Linked DNA regions of Homo sapiens: region 2 is linked to region 1. The links are chromatin loops, found by intact Hi-C in ENCODE. Cell type or tissue: endothelial cell of umbilical vein. All regions are shown on one strand. Links, peaks and the distances in the headings refer to the core of each region. The heading gives the core; the rest is flanking DNA. Region 1 overlaps ABCA4 (ATP binding cassette subfamily A member 4). Region 2 overlaps ABCA4 (ATP binding cassette subfamily A member 4).

Region 1 (5,378 bases), core at 1-5,000:
GATGGCTTTTTGCTTTTACAAAACTTTGCTCTAATGTTAGACTTTTTCAAAGAACCGCCACTTCTGGCACTTGACAGAAACCAGCTGGAATCTCTACTTTACCTCTTCCAGGGGAGTGTCAGAAATTCCAAAACTGCTGAGACCAAGGTCAGCCAGCGTCTCCTCCAGCTCTCTGAAAAGGCTGGCATATGCTCTGTGCTTGAAGTTCTTATTTGGAAGAAGGAAGATAAGTTCTTGACCAATGCACTCCACCAGCTTTGCCTCTGGAACATGGTGGAGAACTACATCCATCAGCTCATTTACATCCCCTAGGACAAGAAAAAAGACTGATGCCAGCTCTGTTTTCCAGAAACTGGAAGACTGTGAGGTTACCCAGATTTCCTACTTCTCTCCACTTCCCCTTTGAAGAAGAGGTATTTTGTATCTCGGCAGTGACTCTTTCAGAGGACTGATGCTCCATCAAGTCTGCTTTTAGCTTAGTTGGCCCTGAGATCATCATTGAGAGGCAGAGGGAAACGGAAGCAAAGTCCTCCCGACTAGCTAGCTGTGCAACCTGGGGGCGGAGGTTGGTGGGGGGGTCATGCAACTTTCCTGTGCCAGTTCCTCCTCTGTTCAACGAAATGCTCTGTCCCCTCAAACTATGTTATGTTGGGTGGGTCACATTAGACTTTCCTCATCTGTGAAAAGGGGAAAATACTGGTATCCACTTCATTGTTGTTTTTGAGGACTGGATGAGTCAAACTACACAAAGCAGTTAGAGAAATACCTGGCACATAGGTGAGTGCTGGCTGCTATTATTATCCTTTACATCATCTCGGTAAGAAATCTCTTACTCATGGTTGTTTTTCATTCTCATTCACTGAAAACTTGAGGGCTAAGTCAAAGTTGTTTTCATTTTTCTGGTCTGTCACCAGCTATGGGGGACTTGCCCAAGACACAAACCTGGAACCGGTGACCAAGCTGAGTGAGAAGTACCTTCCCTAAATCACACACACATGCCTACTCTAACTTCTCAGAAGATTGCACAGTTTCTCTTGGGATTGCACCTGCCTCCACAAACAAAACTGAATCCTCAGGTCACAGGAAATGCAGAGGGGGGGTTGAGAAGCCATGGAGAGAGGCTGGGGGAGAGGGTAGGATATGCGGTGCGTATCATAGACTGTGAACAAGTGTCAGGTATCAACTGTTTATCTGACACATGTATACAGTCAGAATTGAATTTTATGTACAAATGTGTATTACTTTAAAATTAAAAATCTAACTGTGAAAACCTCACTTGCATGCACTTGAAGAGAGAGTTCTCTCGCACATTGTCTTGAGAGGCAGGTCAAAGGGAGAGGGATTCCAGGACTCAAAACATGACTCTTCAGAAAGCAGCTCTCAGAGTTGTGGACACCCAGTAGGTTCTTTTCTTTTTTTGTTGTTTAAAAAATGATCCATATGAAGGGATTTCATGGTTTTCAACCAAAATCCTTCTGCCTAGCCGGATTGGAAGTCTTGCTTTATGTCAAATCTGCAAGTTGGACTTGATTGTCTTTAGCTCTGAGATGACTTCATACGGAGGCTGGAGAGTCCTTTACGTTAAGGAAGCAGCTCTGCCCTAATAGCTCTCCAGGGGTCATATTCATTGTTCTTTTAGGAAGGAAATTGAACCCAAAGCTGCTGGATTCCCAGGAATTGTGTCTTAGGCATGTGTCAGCCTTTCCAGAAGTAGCTCTGTAGGTCAGCAGGGCTTTGGGCATCTGGGAGGGAGGTCTGTGAGTGTGTGTGTGGTATGTGGGTGTGTTTAAGTGAAAAGACTTTCAAGGAGCTAACTGGGGATTCAAATGATTTTCCCTTTCTTATTTGGGGCATAACTATTTAGTGCATTTCCCACCATTCACAGCATCCCGATTCTATACAAAGAAAACCTTTATTTAGAAATAAAGTAATTTAAAAAAAAGAATCATTCAGCCATGCAGGCCCTGTTTCCAATCTGATTTTGGCAAATCACAGTAACTTAACATATTAGTATCAATTTAAAACAAATATAAACTTCTTGACCAAGGTTCAGAGAGCAGGGAGATAGGTACCCACAGCAAGGCAGGCTAGGAGAAAGACCCAGAGATGTCATCCTAAAAAGATGTTTTCTGTTCATCACAGGGTCTCTCAGTGTAAAGAGAGGGCAGGTGCATGAACAGTGATGATGCCTCTCTGAGCATGTTCCCTCCAGTTGTAATGATCAGACAACGCAAATATTGCCCGGTTCTCTTGCTTCACCAGATTTCAGTTAGTAAATTCTTAACATTTGAAAAAGTTTGTGCTAAATAGAAAAATATGCCTTTTCTTTGATAAGCAGATACTTTCCCCATTCATTAACCTGCATCAGTACGTAAGTTTAGTTTTGCTCCTGTGTGGGAATACGCTTCTCACACATTCTCTCACATAGAGAGGGGATAGCCTCTCCACTGCAGCTCCTTGGAGATGGGGGCACCCCTGAGAGCTTCAGTGCATCCTAATTAAAGGGAGAATCACTGGGAAATTGGGAAGCTGAGGGGAGAATCAGGAGTATAACAGGGGTGTATGCTATTTCCAGACTTGCCATCCACATGTGCAATCTCTGACTCCACGAATTCACTGGAAGAGCCGTGCATCACCATGCTTCCACTAGAGGGCGCCACGGCACACATGTAGAAGAAGCTCTCCCCAGACACTAAGGAATGTGGCCTGGAGCCAGGGCAGGGGGACCCCAGGAATGATGGCTTACTAAGGGTAAGAGCACAGAGTGTATTCCTCATTAAAGGGAGAGGGCCTTTAGGTGCATGACTTTTAAAATCCCTTTGGGAATGAAGGAAGAAGGAAGAGGAGAAAGAAGCTCAAAGCAAAAGAACAACTGTGTGACCTGCAGAAGTACCCAGTGTTCTCTTTGCTCCCATTAAAATGCATCACAACAGGACACACCCAGCAATACTGGGAGATGGCTGCCAGACGGAACCCAAGTATGGCCCGTCCAGTCCTTACCATCCAGGACTTGTTCTGGAGTTAGGTCATCGACGTGGGCTGGACACGTGGTGGAGAAACCCTTAGACGAGCAGCTGCAGGTCCCCTGCAACAGATGGATGGGATGACTGACAAGATGCACATCCCTTCCATGACAGCCTCTCCCTGATGCCAGCTGCTGTCACCGCCCGCTTTATTTATTTCTCACTGCCAAGTGTAGTCAACACATTTTTTTCTTCACTGTTTAATCTGTTAATTCATCTGAGCATTTTGAGGGTGTAGTCGCTTGATTTTATCCTAGAGAGTGTGTGAGTCACACACAGAGAGGAGCAGAACCTCCAAGGGTCCCTTTGGCTTGTCATCAATTATGTGGCAGCTGTAGGTTCTGCCTGTGGGAGACATTCTGTGCCTCCCTCCCCGTGGATGGACATAGGAAACCCCAGCGGCAGCCAGACACTTAAACCAGAGGCATAAATAATGCTGCCATATCATAATCATGACCATTTGAATGTGAGCAATGCCTGTTCTTAAGAAGCCCAGAGCACATTTATAATACTTTATCTCACTTATCTTCACATCCCTAAGAAATAGAAGCAGAGGTCATTAGCTTCATGTTCCATGTGAAGAAGAAAAAAATACTAAAAAAAAGGAGGAATTAAATAATTTGCCTAGGATGACACAGTTTGTTCACTTCGCAGCACAGACATAAAACTGGGTCTCCTGATGTGCTGAAGTGGTCTCTGCTGGTTGGTACTTTTTGCCTTCATCATTTTTATGTTATAGCACCCAAGGAGGCCTCTTCTTAGTTTTCACTTACCACTGAAATTCAGGTTTAATTAGGGAATATTAATGTTGAAATGAAGCTCAACCAATTGCTCTTAAAACAGCCTAACCTTACAGAATAAGACACTCACTTCTATGTTGCACCAAACCGCACCAAACTGGTGTGTAATCTGGCATGTAATACTTGCAGACCATTTAAAGCTAGTTGTTTCATTTTGGCTAAAGCATCTCTGTAGGAGGAGGCTTCAGAATGTGTTCATCGAAATCTTCTGCAAATGGTCCCAGAACAAAGACACTGATTCTGGTGGCGAGAGCCTGTGTGAGTAGCCATGTCTGGAGTGGCAGCCCCGTGCTGTGTGCTCCTTCTCACCCAGGCCAGGGTCCTTCCCTGGGCAGACACCTACCTCACTGCCTTTCCTTTGGCTCTGGATGTTTTTCATCTTGCGCACCAAGGTTAAGTACAAGCCTGTGCCAAAGCAGTTCTTCAGGAAGAGTGGGGTGCCTGAGCAGTAGAGCCTTCCCTGGGCAATGATGGCAATGCGGTCCCCAAGGAGGTCGGCCTCGTCCATGTGGTGAGTGGACATGATGATGGTTCTGCCTGCAAGGTAGGGGCCAGGGCAATCACCAGGCCTGCCCTGGGTTGGGCATTGTTGGTAAAGGGTGTACAGCAATTTCCTGGCTATATAGTTGCAAAAATCAGGAGTTAACTAAAAAAAAAAACCCAAGGGAACTAATTCAGCAGCAAATTCCAGCATATTAGGACAATAATAACTAACATTTCATAGCTTCCTACATACTGTAAAGCATTGCCACACACAGTGTCTCTGTATCCAGCATAGGATCTGATTCAAATAAATCTCTATATTAGGGGCTCATGTATTATGGTCAGCATCTAGGGAGTTTCATATGTACATTTTCTGGATCATTAAGCTCTGGATTTATACTCTTCATAAAGAACACACACGTGCATACTCTCACTAACTGGAGATGTCATTAACAGAAAACAGCAGGCCGGGCACGGTGGCTCATGCCTGTAATCCCAGCACTTTGGGAGGACAAGGCGGGAGGATCACCTGAGGTCGGGAGATCGAGACCATCCTGGCTAACACGGTGAAACCCCGTCTCTACTAAAAATACAAAAACAATTAGCTAGGCGTGGTGGCGGGCACCTGTAGTCCCAGCTACTCAGGAGGCTGAGGCAGGAGAATGGCTCGAACCCAGGAGGCGGAGCTTGCAGTGAGTGGAGATTGCGCCACTGCACTCCAGCCTGCGCGACAGAGCGAGATTCTGTCTCAAAAAAAAAAAAAAAAAAAAAAGAAAAGAAAGAAAGAAAATAGCAATGAGGATTTCAGGATGACAAACCCTCAGAGAAAGGCACGGGGCAACGCTGTGTGAGTAGAGCAAGGGGGAAAGCTCTGGCTTGACCACGGGGTTGAACCGTGCTGTTACCTCTATGGGCACTCAGCTCTGCTTGCTGTCTCTTCTGATCTGAGCCCCTTGTCTGAGAGGTGCCATGACAGAGGAGCCACTTCCATCTGTGGCCACCCTCTGGAGCACTGAATGCCCAGCAGGTCACCCTCACACTGGTCCTGAGTGGTCATCTGACAGCTATGGAG
Region 2 (5,378 bases), core at 305-5,304, 52 kb after region 1:
TGGGAGATTGCCCATGGCCATGTGGACAATCTTCTCTCCATCCCCTCTCCTTTACTTCTGCAGGCCCCAGGCACACTCTGGTCTTGAAACTCCACCACACATCACATGAACACTTTGGAAAGCATCTGTGTCCATATCTATTCAGATCTCTGTCTATCTATAGGTCTAGGTCTATGTAGGTATAGTTTTCTAAAAGCTCCTAATTTTTACTTATGAAATTATTTGACTTTGAACAACTTATTTAATGATTTATCTGGTATGAATTTTAAGCAATCATTGTGAATACTTAGAAGTGTTTGTAAAGTGGAAAAACCTGAACTGCAAACAGGCTTTGGAATTTAAGATTTTATGAATATAGTAAATCCTCACTTAATTCATCCACAGGTTATTGGAAACTTCAACTAAGTGAAATGGCTATAATGAAACCAATTTTACCACAGGCTAATTGATATAAACCAGAATTAAGTTTCTTTCTTTTCTATTTTTTTTTTTTTTTGAGATGGAGTGTCACACTGTCGCCTAGGTGGGAGTGCAGTGGCACGATCTCTGCTCACTGCTCCGCCTCCCGGGTTCAAGTGATTCTCCTGCTTCAGCCACCCAAGTAGCTGGGACTACAGGTGCCCACCACATCTGGCTAATTTTTGTATTTTTTAGTAGAGACAGGGTTTTACCATGTTGGCCAGGCTGATCTTGAACTCCGGACCTCAAGTGATGCGTCTGCCTCGGCCTCCCAAAATGCTGGGATTATAGGTGTGAGCCACTGCACTTGGCCCAAAATTAAGTTTCTATAGCTTGTTTCTGGTTACAATAAATCACCAAACTTCAAAATAAAGACTAAAATACTTCTAATATTAAATATTGAAATACATGTGAACTATACATACATTTTCAAAGATTAATTAAAAAGTAAGATAATTATTCACCCAATTATTTCAGTTCAGAGTCATGGGTGGCTGGATTCCATCCCAGCAGCTCAGGGCACAAGGTAGGAATCTAACCTGGACAGGATGCCCTCCCATGGCAGGGGCACTCACTCCCACACCCACACTCACTCACGTTGGAATCATGCAGACACACCGTTTCCACTAATGGGCACATCTTGGGGATGTGGGGGAAACAGGAGTACCTGGAGCTAACCCAAGCAGACATGGGAAAGATGTGCAAACCCCACGCTGACAGTGGCCCTGGCCAGGAATCAGTTTTGTTTTCTCTCATCAACGGTATGATAAAACAGTGTTGAATGAAACTCAAGGGCTTGTTTTAACTAAATTTAACAATGAAGTTGAATAAAATTACCTTCCTTAAATATTCATTTAATATTCATTCATTATAATTCTAAAGTTTTTTCATTTTCTTTTGGAGCCAATTAAAAAAAAAAAAAAACTTCAAATCTCAAATAGTTTTGTAGGCTTCTGTAAAGCCTGCAGTCCTTAGCCACTAGTCCTATCACTTTGAGGACTAATGGATCAAAATGACCAACCCACCCTGTCTCACCCCATTCTCACTCTACCCCTACTGGCCAGAGTCAACTCATTTCAAACTACCTCACCTTCTCCAGAAAGCCTTCTTCCCCCATCACCATGCTCTTCCAGCTTTCCTTCCCTAGGGATTAGGTGCCCCTCCTAGCTATTCCTGTCTTTCTCAGTGCATTTATTTACCACTTTTATTTTGGTTTGCTGTTATTTTTTAATGTATCTATCTCTCCACTAGACTGTAAACTCATTAAGCATAGGAATAGGTTTTATTTTGTTTGTCTTTTATCTTCTGGGCATGGTACACAGTAGGTGCTCAATAATACGTGTTGTGGTAATTAATGAGTAAATAAACTATAACAGAGTAGGAAAGAGACTGTGTCTGTTGAGGTTTTAGGTTCCATGAGGGCTATATATAGCAGTCATCATGGTGACTTACAGGGAGGGAGCAGTCAGTTTCACCTGGGGACGGGGAAGTGACACTTGAGCTGAGGTTTGTAAAGAGACAAACTGATGACTGTGAGAGTGAGGACAGTGTCTGTCAGTAAAAGGGGAGGGCCCAGGAATTCCAGGTGGAGAAAGGAACGTGAAGAGAGTCAGCAAGAAAGAGTGACTAGAGAGACAGCCAGATAAGAGCAAGACTAGGAATTTGGGGGAAAGGGAACAGAGAAACAATAGCTTGAGATGTATTTTTGTGTGGTTAATACCCTTTTTTCCATCTTGTTAATAATTTAATAATATTCCTTCACCAAATAGTTACTAAGCTCCAGTTACGTGCCTGGTGCTACAGCTACAATTTCCTTCCCAGCTCTTTTTAGTGGGAATGGTAAATGATGAGGGTCCGGTCCTCACACCTTACATCTCTGAATACTGCCTAGTCCCGAGGGAGCCCTCCATATGTACCTGTTCACAGTTGCCTGACTGAGGTTGCCATAAATTATAAAATAACTTTCCCAGGGCTCTCCTCTTCTTTTGGTTCCCCCTTCCCTATTATCTGTTCAAATTCACATGAATTGTTTCTGTCAAAGAACCGGAAGAGACTGTAAGTTTAGTTGGAATGGAACTGAGAAACTATTTCTGGAAAAAAAAGTCACAGATCAAAATGGCAAACATCATCTCACACACACACACACACACACACACACACACACACACACACACACACAATTTCCTATGCCAAATAAGTTCTCTTAATTTTCCAAGTAACAAATAACTCTTCCATGTCACACATCACAACTGACAGCACTGCCAGCCGAAGTTCAAGGTCAGACTAGACCTCTAAGGAAGATAAGGCTGTGAAGGGATCTGCCTCTACTAACTGAGGTCAGTCTAAGGGGCCTTTAGGCCTTGATCCTGTGCTTAAGAAATTGATATAAGGTCCTAGGCAGCAGCCAAGATGATTCCGGCCCTAAGAGGTCTCTGCTTGGGTTGTCTGGGATCAAAACCATGTCTCTCCCTTGGGACTGTGTAATATTTTTTTCTTAAGGTAGAACAGACATGTTTATCACCTCCTAAAAAGTCTTGTTGGCATAGTATTTCTGATGCTTTGGATCAAATGTGTTCATCAAACAGATGTCACCCAACCGCACATGAAATGTCTTAAGCATTGAATGTTTTGTTGTTTTACTTTCTGTGATTCAAAGAAGACAATCTGGAAACAGTATTAATTTCTAAGTTGAGGATATACCTAACACAAGGGTAAATAAGTAGCCTCAGGTTCAATGTGTCTTTTTGGGGCAGACATGGCCTCTGCAGGCTATGGAAGGTTCTGAAGGGAGGGATGAGCTGCAGTCTTGAAGGCATGCAGACCAGAGGTGAAAAGCAGTTGAAGCAGTGGACAGAAGTGTGTGCTGCTGTGTTCAGTCCTGGGCTGAGCTACAGGAAACCCACATTTATCCGGGAGGGAAGTTGTTGCTAGGCAACTGGGAGAATGTGGATTTGAAGCATGTTTCTTGCAAACTGACAGTTGTTAAGCATCAAATGAAAAGGGAGGAAGCGGGCTTCAGTGGTGAGGGGGCAACCAGGAGGGGACACCCTGAGTGCTAGGAAATGCGTCATCAGTGGAGAATTCAGACTCAATCACTGGGGGGTTGGGGGACATGTCAAACGGTCTCTACCAGGAGGTCACAGAGACATGCAGTCTCCCAGAATGAGAGGGAACTGAGTGTCTCAACTAGAGGGTGGGCTCTTGGGTATGTGAACAGACAAGTTATGAGACTCTTTGGCTCAACAGAAACTAGGTCTTTTTCTGTCCGTCCCAGTATCTGTGGTTAATGAAAGCAAAACTGAGCTTGGAATCTAGAGGCAGCCAAAAGGTCACTCCATGAGACAGACCTTCTCCTAGTCTGGGGGGGTCTGAAGAAGGAGAAATGGGGAGCAAAGGGCCTCTCAAAAGAGGCTGTGCTTTTATAAGAGCAAAATGCTTTTTGTTCAAAGTGTTTTTCCATCTCTTCTCTAATGTGAATTTCATTACTATTTCATGAGCTGTGTAGGACAAGTCTTATTTTCTCGATTTTACGGATGGGAGGCTAAGATTTCCTTTAAATGGCAGCAAGTTAGGAGCCAACATAGAGCCAGGGCCCAGTCTCTCAGCCACTAAGAGATGCCTGTATGCCCCAGCAGCTGCCCAGGCCTGTGGTCCTCACGCCATTGGATCCTGTGCTCAGGGGCAGGGAGGATGCTGAAGGGGGCAGGGAGGATGCTGAATACTTCATAAACAGAGTTAAGGAAGAATCGGTGTATATTGAGACCGCTTACTAAAGAATGCATATTAGTGGTAGGTAGAAAAACATTTTAATGTAAAGGCTATTAACCTGGGGTCTGGCTTCAGCTGCTCCATGAGCCCCATCCTGTGTGTCCCTGTGAACTTAGTTTTCTTTAGGGAACAGGTCTAGAGCTGTAGTCAGATTCTCGAAGGTAATCCTAACCCATAAGAAAGGTTAAGAGCTACTGTTCTGTAGAGATAAAACATATCAGAAGCCAAAACCTTTCTTAAAACCAACTGACCCTGGAGAGAACCTGACGCCTCACACATTGGTGCACACATTGTAGGCGCCTAGTGCGTATTTACTGAACAAAGGCCAGGACCCCAGGACTCATTATCCTCAATGGCAGCCTTCCCAGGGGCCTGCTCTTGTCTTAAGTGACTTCAGTTTTGACTTCTCAGTATTTCTTTCTTTGTAAATCCATAAAAGAACATCTGATCTGTCATGAAAATAAGCCCTGGCCTACTGCCTGCCTGGAGCTGAAAAGACATCAAGGCAGGCAAGTGACAATCCAGCCAGTAGGCTCAATGTGCACGAAGGGGCCTCTCTTCTATTTCATTTTTATTTCTTCTTTGTTGAAATCCATTCACCCAGAGGATATTTTGATGGTAATAGGTAAAGATTTTTGTAGATGCAGGCAGAAAAAATACTAATGCTATAAATCAAATATATTTGCTGTGGCTTGAATATTTTCATAAAACCCCCCAAAAACAACAACAAAAACCTTCCTGATTTAGTTTTGTTTCCTCCCAACAGCCCTGCTGTTCCCTGGTACTGGCACTCAGGAATCACTCCTTTCTCTTCTCCCCTTCCCAAAACCCTTATGGAGAAGTGGGAGAAATTGGAAAGAATGAGGAAGTCATGACATCAAGTCATTAGTGGGACCTCACTGTAAAATCCTGTAGCTGTGGGGGCTTTCCCAGACACTTGACGTAGCAATATCCACCCGAAAGTTGAAATGCATAGGTGAAGTTTAACAATCTGCAACCAATGACCCAGGAGAGCAGCAACTGTGGCAACTCTCACTGGGTAGGGGGCGGTCCACCCACGCTTCTCCCCAGTGACTCAGGAATTCAGGGAGCCAGAGCCAAGAATGAAACAGGACATTGATGGGCGCATGTAGTCAGAACCCCAAGATTGG

The links. Hi-C counts contacts between places; a loop is a spot of excess contacts. Peaks named below come from ENCODE experiments on the same cell type or tissue, not always from the same donor. Only the 100,000 strongest peaks of a DNase experiment are listed, where the experiment ranks them.
Region 2: it touches region 1 in a loop (5-fold over the local background); 4 of 110 quality-filtered maps call a loop at or near these places.

The regions. Positions count from the first base shown.
Region 1 is chr1:94,037,043-94,042,420 of GRCh38, forward strand. ABCA4 (ATP binding cassette subfamily A member 4) reads right to left here. Exons shown (of 50, transcript NM_000350.3): 23 at 4,167-4,360; 24 at 3,001-3,085; 25 at 103-308. Among named protein-coding and RNA genes, the nearest start is that of ABCA4, 81 kb to the right of the region's middle. RefSeq lists an enhancer at 1-789. In endothelial cell of umbilical vein, for the core only: a CTCF peak has its summit at 2,636 (motif pointing right); DNase peaks (open chromatin) are centred at 1,659 and 2,679; H3K27ac peaks cover 3,365 bases.
Region 2 is chr1:94,088,990-94,094,367 of GRCh38, forward strand. The region is part of intron 6 of ABCA4 (ATP binding cassette subfamily A member 4); the gene reads right to left. Among named protein-coding and RNA genes, the nearest start is that of ABCA4, 29 kb to the right of the region's middle. RefSeq lists an enhancer at 4,281-4,833. In endothelial cell of umbilical vein, for the core only: no CTCF peak of the experiment used is centred there; DNase peaks (open chromatin) are centred at 2,692 and 3,412; H3K27ac peaks cover 3,480 bases.